Regions from separate parts of the Mus musculus genome. Here region 2 is linked to region 1. Evidence: chromatin contacts called from ENCODE Hi-C or POLR2A ChIA-PET data. All regions are on one chromosome and are shown on one strand. The core of a region is the stretch at or near the end of the contact, and the rest is flanking DNA. Distances in the headings are between cores, read along the strand shown. Region 1 holds the start of Dennd10 (DENN domain containing 10). Region 2 holds the start of Prdx3 (peroxiredoxin 3).

Region 1 (6,894 bases), core at 4,102-6,601:
CCACCTCTGCTCCCAGTCTTCTGAGTAGAAAACAGGTTATATGTCTTTTCTCTTGAAGAGACAACACTTTGTCTTTAACATTCCTGATTTCCTTGGTGCTTACATGCATACACAAGACCTCTCCTGTGCCTCCTACAAGGGACAATATCAAGAAGTTGGAAGGTCTGTCATGTTCAGAGCTTCATCTTAGGGAACCTGTCTTTTTAATAAAGGTGGTAATGGGGAGTGAGCTAGGAAGGTGATGAGGTGGTCTTCATAGTCCAGGATGCATCCTTTCTCCTCCTCTGGCCAGAACATCACAATGGAATTCAACTTTTTGAGACTGGTTCCTTTAGTTCTTTTTAGACAGACATTACTTTTTTGCAAATCACTCACAGCAAATTGCATGCTTTGTATTAGTCGAGGTACAAAATTCAAGCTCAAGGCTATCCTGGGCTACATGGCCAGACTGTCTGGAAAAAAATGATTTTATCAGTAAACATCTAAGGTGAGGTGTGTCTTTAGAACTTAGAATGCTGTATGTTACCTTTCTGTCATTGTGGCCAAATATCTGAAATAAAAGGAGGAAAGGTTTATTCTAGCTCATGGTTTCTGAAGTTTCAGTCTCTGGTCAGCTGGGCTTCTTTGCTCTGGGCCTGTGGTGAGGCAGGATATTGTGATGGGGAGCATGCGGTTGAGAAGAGAAAAAAGGCTGGATGTGATGTGATCCTAGCACTAAAGAGGTTGAGGTAAGAGGAGCTTCATGAGTTTGAGGCAATCCTGGGCAACAAAATGACTTGTAGGTTAGCCTGGGCTAGAGTGAGGACTTGCCTCAAAAAACATATAAACAGTGGGCTGTTAATTCCAGTAATCAGGCAGTACAGAGGCAGACAGATCTCTATAAATTTAAAGCCCACCTGGTCTATATAGCAAGTTCCAGACCAGCCTGGGCTGCATAGTTAAACCCTGTCTTTAAAAAGCAAATACTAATAAGTAAATAAATGTGGTTAAAAAAATTAAAAAGAGCACACCCCCAATAATGTCTTCCCTCCACCAGTTCCACCTCAGTTTCTGCCACCTGTCTTAGTGACACCATCAACTGGGGACAAGCTTTCAACACATGAGCTTTGGGGCCTGTTTTAGAGTTTTCTATTCCTGTGAAGAGACACCATGACTATGACAACTCTTATAAAGGAAAACATCTTATTGGGACTGGTTTACAGTTAAGAGGTTCAGTTCATTATCTCCACCACAGAAAGCACGGCAGCATGCAGGCAGACATGGTGCTGGAGAAGGAGTTGAGATTTCTACATCTGGATCACAGGCAGCAAGCAAAAAGAAAAACTGGACCAGTAGTCCTAGCTTGAGCTTCTGAGACCTCAAAGCTCATCCCCTACTGACACACTTCCTCCGACAAAGCCACACCCACTCCAACAAGGCCAAACCTTGTAGTGCTATTCCCTATGGACCTATGGACCTATGGGGAACATTTTTATCCAAGCCACCACAAGGGCACAATTAAGATGTGAATCTTGAGGGCTGGAGAGTTGGTTCAGGGGTAGAGTTTGTACCACTCTTGCAGAGGACTCAAGTTCAGGTCCTAGTACCCACACCTGGTGTCTTACAACAGTCTGTAACTCCAGCTCTGGCTTTGTGTTCTTCTGCATTCACACACAGTACACACACACACACACACACACACACACACACACACAATTAAAAATCTTTTAAGGGGCTGGAAGAGATGGTTCAGTGGTTATTGCTGCTCTTCTAGAAGTACCTGGGTCTTATTCTCAGTACCACATGACAGCTTACAGCCATTCCTAACACCAGTAATAGGAGTATCTGAATGCCCTTTTCTGACCTCCTCAGGCAGTGCATGCACATGATAGATATCATTCAAACAAAACACCTAAACACATAAAATTTTAAAGGATGCAAACCATAATGTTTGGCAAAAGAGAATGAAATCTAATCTGTGCGATAATTTAGGAAAGTCAAGCAAGCAGCCTTGCAGAAGAGCAAAACTGAGTGGGAGCAGAAGTGAACACTAAGAACGCCCTCAAAAGAGTGGTCATTTGCGATATCTACCTCACTTTTCATCATAACTTCATAGCATTGTATATTACAAAATATTCTCTCTCTTTCTCTCTCTCTCTCTCTCTCTCTCTCTCTCTCTCTCTCTCCCTCCCGCCCTCCCTCCCTCCCTCCCTCCCTCCCTCCCTCCCTCCCTCCCTCCCTCCCAGGTGTTTGGGTGTTTGGGCTGGCTGGATGTATGTCCACCATGTGCATTCCTGGTATACATATAAGTCAGACTGGAATGGGAGTCATGAGCTTTCATGTCGGTACTGGGAATTGAACCTTGGTCCTCTGCAAGAAGTGTTCTTAACTGCTGAGCCATCTCTTCATCCCCTCCATCATTTTGGTTTGTTTTTTTTTTTTTTTTTTGAGACAGGGTTTCTCTGTATAGCCCTGGCTGTCCTGGAACTCACTTTGTAGACCAGGCTGGCCTTGAACTCAGAAATACGCCTGCCTCTGCCTCCCGAGTGCTAGGATTAAAGGTGTGTGCCACCACGCCCAGCCCCCTCCATCATTTTTTTATATTTTTTTTAATTAGGTATTTTCCTCATTTACATTTCCAATGCTATCCCAAAAGTCCCCCATACCCTCCCTCCCCCCACTCCCCTACCCACCCACTCCCACTTTTTGGCCCATTCCCCTGTACTGGGGCATATAAAGTTTGCAGGTCCAATGGGCCTCTCTTTCCACTGATGGCCGACTAGGCCATCTTTTGATACATATGTAGCTAGAGTCAAGAGCTCCGGGGTACTGGTTAGTTCATAATGTTGTTCCACCTATAGGGTTGCAGATCCCTTTAGCTCCTTGGGTACTTTCTCTAGCTCCTCCATTTCCCTCCATCATTTTTAAAAAGATTTTTAAAAGTGTGTCCACACATTTTCTGATTATCAGTAGCACTGAATAACTATCTTTGTATCTGCATATTAAGGGGGAAAGATTTCTTCAGGGATTTTACTACATCCAAGCAGAGGTAACAAAGGATCGGTGGCTCAGTCATGGAAACTTAGGTCCCAGAATCCTAGCAAGGGGTGGTGAGAGAATGAGGAAAGGACAGGTACAGAGATACACATACAGTGAATTCAGAATCAGGTGGCAGTCTCTAATCTCCATACCCTTGAACCTCAGTATATCTGTTAGGTACAACATTGATGAAGGGGATATCTAGTCTCTGTAGGAGGTTATCTCTAGGCCATCAGTCTCATGCTACAAAGATCAGGGAGCAGGAAGATGCAATTGCTAGAGATTAATGGCTCATAAACATTCATAAGGAAAGGTTTTCCCTCCCTCTTAAGCCTATCTCATAAGGATAACAACTTTGCCAAATTCCCATGTGCCACCTGGTCCTGGAGTCTTTGACAGAACTTTCTCATTTCAAAATACACATTCCCTCAGGACTTAATTCATTTGGTGCTTTCTTCAATCCCTAAAATCCTGTGTGTGGAATGATGGACCTTGAAATTCAGCTCTGACCTGTTGCTCAAAGACAGCTTGGTATATTCCCTAAAAGTAGCATGCTGGAAGCATAGTGCTGTGGTACAGGTCTGAAATTCCTGCTATTTAGGAGTTTCAGATGGAAGGATTTTGAGTTCAAGGCTAGCTAGGGCCAATTAGACAGAGCTATTTTAGCAACAACAAAAATATAAATTAATGGTTTGCACTTTTCTATTTCTGTAGACACTGTTAATCTTCTTTCCAAAAGGCTTCATTCATTATATTTTTTTACACAATTAAACTCAGTTTCCAGAAAATCATTATGAACTGCCACAAAATCAGAATGCAATTGCAGTGATGCTGTTATCTTTCACATTAAATCCTAGTGTAAATGTATCTTTTATTCGCCTGTAGTAACTATCGGTGGTTTGCTGCCTCTGTCTGTTAATCTGGGCCTAGTCCTGGAAGCTTCTAGCCTCTGTACAATCTTATCTCTGCCTAGAATGTTTTCAGCCTCTGAGGCTTACTGCTGAATAAGCTCACCTTTTCTAGTTCTTTCTGAATTCTGGCTAGCTAGTTCAAACTCCTCTACAAGCTGACAGATTCTGGCTTCTCCTGAATTGCTCTGTTTGGCCTAATACTAACTTTGGCAGTATGTTCTAATCTTCTGGCTCCTTCTCATTTTTTGGCTCAGTCTGTTTTCACCTGTGTCTAGCTTGTTCTCTCTCTGCAACACATCTCTGTACAACTGTCCCAGTAAAAATTCTCCCTTCCTTTCTCTCTCCACTGCCCCTAAAGTAGCTTCCTTTTCCTCTCTCTTCTTGTGAGAGTTGGGAATATCCTGTTCTGTCAAATCTTTGATTTCACTTTGTCTACCACTCAACTAGACATCACTTTTAAACATGGGAGCTTCCTTCTACAAACTAACCTTCCTTGTTTGGGTTTAAAGTGTTTACTAAGGGTGTTTCTGAATTCCAGCCAGAGAGATTAAATGTGTGTGTTAAGGGCTGAGCTACACCACAAATAGAAACAGGTTTTGGTTGTTGTTGTTGTTGTTGTTGTTTTTTCTAGTAAATAATACAATCTTGGAGATCACAGTGTGATCAAATGTCCTGCAACATCCTAGAGCATCCTTATTATAAATGAATTCTGTATTTTAACTGTTACATGCTTGACCTCCACACCCTCTAAACTAATGTATTGAAATCCTGACTTTCAAGGTCATGACTTTAGGAAGTTGAGTCTGGGAAAGAATGCTGACCCTGACTTGACCCCTAGCCTAAGAACAGGGCCAAGGAATGGATTCCCACCAATCCCCGAGCTAGTCCTAAACTCAAGATTTGAAATCCTACCAATATCCACCCTGGAAAGCCCAGTCTCCCAAAAAACCCTGTATAAACCCTGTCTTTTGCTCAGTTTCCTGCTGTATAGAGGCTGCTGCCCCTCCTGGATTCACCTCCTCCCCCTAATTAAATCTCTTGCGTGAGGTTTGTTGTGTGATGTGACTTTGTGCTTTTTGGCTCCCAGGATTGGAGGCTCCAAAGGATTGCCAGGATACCTCTCAGAGCAGATCAAGCTGGGGACATCATCGCCTGCCAGAGCGGTGCTGTTACACTTGGATTGGGGAAACTAACATTTCTATAGGGGACCCTTTCCCTCCAGAGCAGCAACACATATTAGGTCTCCAATTATTTGTCTTTGTAATCAGTGAACGGACACTTCACTGGAGATCTTTAAGGTACTAGACAAACGAACAAGGACCTAAGCGTAGAAAGGCTGCAAGAAGGAAGTTTGGCCAGGAGAGGGAAGCCTGGGGCGGCACCTGTAGTGCCTGCTGCACCCTGCCGGAAGGGACGGGACTTGTTATGGGCGTGGCCAAGAGGAGGGGTGGGACCTGCAGTGCGGAGCCCAGGGTAGCGGCGGAAGATGGCTGCGGTTGTGGCAATGGACACCCAGCTGATGCTCGGAGTCGGGCTGATCGGTGAGGACGCAGGCTCTCTGTCTGCCAGGCCATGCCGCAGCTCCGCCTGGGTTCTGGGATCCCCCGGGCTGCTTCGCCAGGGAGAGGCTAGACTTGGGCCGAGGACTTCGGCCTCCTCCCGCCGGGGCTGACGTGGGGCCTGCGGGCGGGCGGGCGGGCGGGCGGGCGGGGCTCGATACTCCCGTTGACCGCCTGCTTTGGGACTATGGGTTGGAGAGCTAGGGCCCGGCTGCGTTTGTTTGCGGCTCCCCGGGAGTATGGGTGACACCCAGGGAGCCCCGAGTGCCATTGGCAGGACATGCCAGGAACTGGCAGAACCGATGTTGAAACCCGTGCAGGGTCATCCCGAGCCCCTACTCCCACGGTAGAGAACTTCGTGTCAGTTGATCCTGATGGCTCTGGAGTTCCTTCTTGGTCACATATGGGACCCCAGCTACTTAATAGGAATTCATATGGAGGAAATTCATAGGTATCTTTTATAGTCCCAACTGTGCGTGACCGTTGGCAGCCCAAGCAGGTGGTAGGTGATAGCAACGCGCGGCACGAATGAATGAACCTTTATGAATTCCTTTGAATAGTCTCTCTCCTGAGGTTCTAATTAATACAAGTAGGACACTACTGTTCCTGGCAGAGTGCAATCGTGTTGCATAGGCTTACCAAAGATCTGCTGTTATTATTTTTCAGGAGCTCAAAGAAGTGTCTTTATCTTGTACTCGCTTTTTCTTTTTGTGTAAAATTTAAATTTTTTTGGTGTGAATGTTTGCCTGACTGTATGTTTGTGCACCTTGTTTCCCAGTGGAGGTCAGAAGAGATCATCAGATCCTCTGGACCTGGAGCTCATATAGGTGCCGGAAATAGAACCCAATCCTCTTAAAGAACAGCTAGTGCTCTTAACCGCAGAGCTATCTCTAGTCCTCTTGTATTCATTTCTTCTTCTTTTTTCTTTTTTTCTTTTTCTTTTTTTTTTTCTTTTTTTGGTTTTTCGAGACAGGGTTTCTCTGTATAGCCCTGGCTGTCCTGGAACTCACTTTGTAGACCAGGCTGGCCTCGAACTCAGAAATCCTCCTGCCTCTGCCTCCCAAGTTGCTGGGATTAAAGGCGTGCGCCACCACCGCCCGGCATCTAATGTGATTTTTAAATTGCTTGAAAACAAAACCTATGTACCTCAGGCATCTTGGACCTGTCAGCACTTCAGAATTAAGACTGAATTAAACTGTGAAGATAAAAATGACTTACAAATGGCCAGGGGTTGATGCACACCTTTAATTTTAGCGCCCAGGAGCCAGAGGCAGGCAGGTTCAAAGTCAGGTCTACAGAGTTCCACGACAGCCAGGGCTGCACAGAAAAACTCGTTCCCAACAAAACAAACAAACAAAAACAAAAAAACCCTGCAACATATTTACAGCTCTTTAGTTTTTATTTTC
Region 2 (6,384 bases), core at 1,239-3,738, 63 kb after region 1:
GGCTTTCTGTGAGTTCTGAAGGTCAGCTGAACTTTGATCCTTATGCTAGCTGACTGACTGACTTAGCTCTCACTCCAACCCTAAAGAAAAGGTTTTTTTAAAGAACAAAAACTAGAAGAAATGAAATGCCCTTGGAACTACAAAAGGAAGAGGAAGAAGGCAGTAGAGAGCAGAAGGCAGCCAGACATGGAGCTAGCTCAGACTAGGGTGTGAGTATCACAGGACACTGACCAAGAGGGGCCAATACACAGGGAAAAGGAACAAACTCAAAACAAACTCAGCAAGTCTTAAAAGGACCCTCAGCAACAAGCAGCCAGATTAGCTCTTCACGGTAGAGAGAACAGAGTCTGAGAGGCTCTAATGCAGGAAAACAGATGTTTCCAGGAAGATTAGGCCATCAAAAAGATAAGAATGGTGGAGGCAATGTCTATAGTTAGTTATCTTGGTGAGAGGCACTGAGGCATGGCAGAGAGAAACCAAGAGCAGATGCAGGACATGTTTCAAACCTGGGGTGGGGTACAGTGGTGTTTTGTGTTTTCATTTTATCTAGTAACTTAGGTATCTTAGAGAAATAGCCTTTGTTAAGTATATTATACAAATATTTTCTTTTTCCTAGACTACCACTTTTTCTACTCTTTTTTAGGGGGGTGGGCATGGGGAGAGGTCTTGTTTATTTATTGTTCCCAGACAGAGTCTCACACTGTGATGCCCTGATTGGCCTGCAACTTTTTTTTTCTTCCTTTTTGGTTCTTCGAGACAAGGTTTTCTGATCTGTAGGCCAGGCTGGCCTCTAAATCACAGAGATCTGCCTCTGCCTCCTGAATGCTCACATTAAAGGCATGTGGCTCCACCACTGGCTTCCATTTTCTTTCTGTTTTCTTAAAAGTAAGTTTTAAAATTTTGACACCGCCAAGGACTCACTGTTCCTAACAGTTCCTTTTAGATCCAGCCATCTCTACATTATTCTCATATCCATGTTTAAAATCTCCAAGGACAAGCCTCAAGTATAGCCAGGGTCCAGAGTGGCTGATAAGGGTTTCCTTTTACCTGGATATGACTAGAGCACAGTAACACTTACTGGTGCTAAAGGCTGACTTTCCTTGGGCAGAGGCAGACCACAGTATGTCTGTCAAACAGGTTCTTCTAGAAGCAACAGGCCTAAGAACTGTTGAGGCAGAAATACTCCGGGAAATAGCACTTGCATGACGAGCAACCTGGAAAGAAAAATGCTTTCAATTAGGAAGGCTTTCCGAAAGGGTGACTGAATTCTGCCTTGCTGCTGTCATCCTTTGTTAACGACCCTTTTCCCAACGAAACAGATACCAAATCAAATTAAGAGCATGGGTTGAGTCTACAAGAAAATCATAAGAATAAAGCTTCAAGAATAAAAAATCTCCAAAATTTCAGGAAGGCTAGGCCAGGCTGAGTAGTTGTACCCTCCCCCACCTGGAGCTAACTGCTGCATCATGTAGCCACATCAAGGTTTTTCTCAGAAAAAGTCCCTTCCAGGCTCTCAGTCAAGGAATAGGGTGAAGTTCATGCACTGGGAGTGTTTGGCCCAAGCTCAAGGTTAGTAGTGTTTGCTCAACTTTGATGTCCAACATGGGACAGGAAATTAAGGGCTGAGCCCGGCGATGAGAAAGGAGAGGAGGATGGCTGGCAAGAGGACAGACAGTAGGCTGCTACTAGAGAACAGCAGATACCAAGGCAGAGTCCAGCCTGAGTGTGGGAGTAGAAAGAGGCTCCTGTTACTGTTTTTACTCCCGTTACTTTGTTTATACTCAGACTTAAGTATGAGCCCACAGCCATGTCGAGATGTAGGAAAAACTAAGGTTCAGAAATGTGAAGTCAAGCCAGACAGCACTCCAGAGGCAGAGGCAGTCGGATCTCTGTGAATTCCAGACTAGCCTGAACTACAGAGCGAGTTTCAGGATAGCCAGGGGATACACTGAGAAACCCCGTCTCGAAAAACCACACACACACACACACACACACACACACACACACACACACACACACACACACACACACACACGTGTATCTTGGCCAAGGTCATATTTGGTGACAGATCCTAGAACACAGTAGTCAGCATACTGGCCTCAAAAGTCAGGCCTGGGTGCTTTAGTGAAGAAACAGCAAGGGGACCATCAAGCACAAGGACTTGTTGGAGAGCACATCACCCACGGGGATAGTGTAAAGGCTGTCCTGCGCAGGGGCTAGGGCCTTTCTAGCCGCAGGAGGCCTAGAGGTCCCCGAGCTGAGAACTCCCTCCCATAGGAGCTAGTGGGCAGCAGACCTAAGGGTGCGCGATCCGGTCCTGGAAACAAGTGCGGGCCAGAGTCGCTGTTGTGTCATGCGCCTGCCCAGCTGCCAGCCACTCACCGAGGACCAGAGCAACCTTCCCGCAGCTGCCGCCATCTTCAGAGCACGCAAGAGGCACGATAGGCGGAGATACCGAGGAGTAGCCGGAGCACGCCGGGTGTGCTTCTGCCTGGGGCGTGGCTTCTGCTCCGGGCTTCCCTATGAGGGCGGGGCCTCAGCGAGGCGGGGCTTACGAGGAGTGGGTGGAGGAGGGGTGTGGTTTATGCAAAGAGGCTGGACCTGGGTGTGTGGTTGTGACTTAGGGGAGAAGCCGTAGAACCACTCCTTCCAGCTCAGGGGGAAATTTCCCTTTGACCTCCTGAATACCTGAATGCTTGGATTCCTATTTATGGTACCGACGTATAAAGATCAAATTCAATTTAGGAAGTAGACACTTATTGACATTTCCTGTTGATTTTGTTTCGCTAATTTAGAGTAGTAGAAAGTGTCTGTCTGTGAAAGAATCCAGTTCCCTTTCTATCTCAGGTGGGATCTTCTGCCTTCTGCATTCAGTGGAACAAACTTAGTTATCTGAGTTCTTTAATAAGCTAAGCGACTTAGGGACATCAGAGTTTAGTGTGCTTGAAAACCTTTGATATTGTGTGGGGGCGTTCATTTGGCCTCTCCTCAAAATTGGGATAATTGGGACACATTTTAAATCAATTTATTTGTTAACGCAGATACCAAGTAATGATTGGAGGGCACGGTTTTGAAGTACCACATCAAACACAGAATAAAATTCACATGATAACCACACTAAATGCCATGTCTAAGCTGGTATTTTCCAAGCACTGTTCTGTTACTAATATAGTTTCTCACATCTGCATATTATCTAAATAATATTTTCTTTATGCTAGCTCATTTTAAAGTGCAAATAATCTTATGGGAAAAGAAATGTTAAGTAGGAAATAGTTAAACTTCTACTTATAACAGTATAAATAGAAGGGAATTAAAAATAAACACACTAGTGCAAAATACTGCAAAGTTCCAGCTAGATACAGTTATTTGCTGAAAGTCCGAGTTTTGTTGAAAAGAAAGAGAAGGTGGTCAGAGGCATTCATTTGTAGGTCAGATGATTGAAAGAAACCTAAAAACATTTTGAGTTTCTCATACTGAGATCTGATGTTATTATTTATTTATTTTGCTCTCTACTATATCAGAAATATTCATAAAAGAAAAAAATTATAAATCTAGCTGTCCATGAACCATTAGCTGCTACACAGTGTACCTGTCTTGTGGAGAAAAAAAAAAAGCCTTATACCTAAAGAGACATCTCAACAAGTTCCTCACAGCACTTGCCTTGAACTTAACTGGTACCCAGTGTATGTGTTTGGTGTTCAAGTCTGTGATGGAATATAATTCAGACATAAAAAAGGATGAAGGCTGAGCTTGATGGCTTATACTTGTAATTTCAGCACTTGAGAGGCTGAGGCAGGAGGATAGCCAAGAGTTCAAGGCCAGGCTTTGCTACAGATTAAGATCCACTTGAAACAAAACAAAACTCTGAAGTGTGATAGCACAGGTCACCTTCTTGCCTGTACTTGCTTCTTCTTCTTTTTTTTTTTTTTTAAGATTTATTTTATTATTATTTATTTGTTATATGTAAGTACACTGTAGCTGTCCTCAGACACTCCAGAAGAGGGAGTCAGATCTCGTTAAGGATGGTTGTGAGCCACCATGTGGTTGCTGGGATTTGAACTCCTGACCTTTGGAAGAGCAGTCGGGTGCTCTTACCCACTGAGCCATCTCACCAGCCCCCTACTTGCTTCTTCTTAGTACTGAGGTTACAAGTGTACTCTTACTCATATTACAAATATAGGTAGAATTTGCTTTTGGAGTAGTGAAAACATCATGTGATTAATGGAGCTGAGAATTATAGAACATTAGATAATGGTAGGTTATATCTCTAAGAAACAAACATCTTCAAGAGGTACAGAACCTAGAACTCCATGCAGCTGAGCAGCTAGTGTTTGTGGTGGCTGAAAGCAGGCTCAGCATCAATTACTTGCCACTGTATGAGACAATGATCTCAATTTAATTCTTCCTATTTTCCATCACACCAAGGGTGTTTGTTTGTTTATTTGTTCAAATTCACAGAGATCTACTTGACTCTGCTCCCAGGTGCTGGGATTAAAGAACCACCATGCCAGGGGACATTGAGGGTTTTAAAAGTTTCACTGCTGTATCTAGAGTAAGGAAAAGGTATGTGACAAGGACAGGCCAGGAGTTTTCTCTGGGCTTAGATTAAAAGACAAAAAACAAAAATGAAAACAAAAACCAAAAAAAAAAAACCCAACTACTTTTAATAAGGGTTCTTAAACGCTTCAAGCCCACCATCCAAAGGTAGGGTTGAAAAGGGTTAGGTGGTAAAAAGGACAAGGGTATGTGGACCTGTTTAGAAGTATTTGGGGGGCTATTCCAATCTCTGATGTCAGGATACCAGCAGTCCAGTTCAGTCCAGTTCAGTCAGGACACCAAACACGAATCACATAAGTCAGCGGGAGCGACTAGGACCAGCTGGGACTCCTGGAAAAGTTCTCTGCTGCGTGTCTCTCTCAAGGAAGTGAAGATCAGCAAAGATGAAGACTCTGAGACCAATGAATCATTACAAAGCTGGCAATGCAAACTCACCATCACTGTCCCATTTATACTCTCTCCAAATATCACATGTCTTCCCTTAGCAAAACAAATACCATGTGACTCTGTATCACCTGACCCAACCAGAAACTTCTACTTCAGGTATCTGTCTCTTTTCCTTTTATGGATAGGCCTTTGTTTCTGGTTTTCCCCTAGCACTTTGAAGGACTCCTGTTTCCTGATATACACAGTGTAGTGGGATCTCCATCAAAGGGAGGCAGTTTGGTTCACACCTACGATACTTATATGCAGTGTGAAAGTCAGTCCAAAGCAAAGAGCAGGGTGAAGTGCCCCACATCCTCACCCGCTCCTCATTCCTGCTGCCCCTGCTAAAGTGTATGCATTCATCAGCTCCATCTCATTAATTAGGCTTATGTGTAGTACCATGTGCTGTATCTTGCAGGTTAGAGTGTGTTCCTGGTACTCTCTTAACACCAGCTCCCCTTAGCTTCTGAAATATTTTTCCTTCTACATATGGCCTTCTGGTGTTGGATAAAACCTGCATCTAACAATCACTCTGTGTGTGTGTGTGTGTGTGTGTGTGTGTGTGTGTGTGTGTGTGTGTGTGCGCGCGCGCAGTTGCCCTTGTGTGCACATATGAAGGCCAGGGGTATGTCAGAGCGTGTGACTATGGCTGGTCTACTTGGTCAGGATGTGCCAGTCTCCCTCCCCCACAACCTAGGGCTGGTGTTACAGATGTGTGTTATTATTATTATGCCAGACTTTTTTGGGTGCTAAGGATCTGAACTCAGGTTCTCATGCTGGCACAGCAAACACTTTACCCACTCCACTTTTTTTTTGGATTGGTTAGATGCTCTGGTCCCAGGATCTTGCTGTCTCTGCCTGCTTCCCCAGAGTTCAGATTACAGGGATACTGTTGTTTATGTGGGTGTTGGAGATTCCAACTCAGGTTTTCATGCTTGGCTGACAAGCTCTTTTTTTTTTTTTTTTTTTTTTGGTTTGGTTTTTCGAGACAGGGTTTCTCTGTGTAGCCCTGGCTGTCCTGGAACTCACTTTGTAGACCAGGCCGGCCTCGAACTCAGAAATCTGCCTGCTTCTGCCTCCCGAGTGCTGGGATTAATGCCCAGCTGGCTGACAAGCTCTTTACAACCTTGACCATTTCCTCAGCCTATACCACTGTGACTTTAATCATGTAGTAAACAAGTATTGAGCATGCCATGCAGGCTCTGCTTATGAGGAAGTCTGTATGTATTGGGACTATACTGACAAATCATTGTAAGAAGTAGAACCCAAGATCCATCATTTTAAGGGGCAGAGAGACATAATGGTTGGAATATCATTAGCTCTAAACGTCCTAACCTTGCTTTTTGGCTTCTGTAATTCTGCTTCTGGCTAACTTTTCTTGTTAACTGAAGTATGTCAACC

What was found. A loop is a pair of places that touch in the nucleus more often than their neighbours do. ChIA-PET counts read pairs that join two places held with the same protein, here RNA polymerase II (POLR2A).
Region 2: a loop to region 1 is called in a map of T-helper 1 cell, with 2.0 times the contacts of the local background. The contact joins the promoter of Prdx3 here to the promoter of Dennd10 in region 1. A Hi-C loop is called at or near these places in 4 of 37 maps with a recorded cell type or tissue (T-helper 1 cell, T-helper 17 cell, left cerebral cortex and 1 more). POLR2A ChIA-PET finds 5 or more read pairs at or near these places in 2 of 5 experiments (Patski and embryonic stem cell).

What each region holds. Positions count from the first base shown.
Region 1 is chr19:60,806,204-60,813,097 of GRCm38, forward strand. Dennd10 (DENN domain containing 10) reads left to right here and starts at 5,352. Exons shown (of 9, transcript NM_026437.4): 1 at 5,352-5,470. The coding sequence starts at 5,416.
Region 2 is chr19:60,872,050-60,878,433 of GRCm38, forward strand. Prdx3 (peroxiredoxin 3) reads right to left here and starts at 2,489. Exons shown (of 7, transcript NM_007452.2): 1 at 2,383-2,489; 2 at 1,079-1,214. The coding sequence starts at 2,418.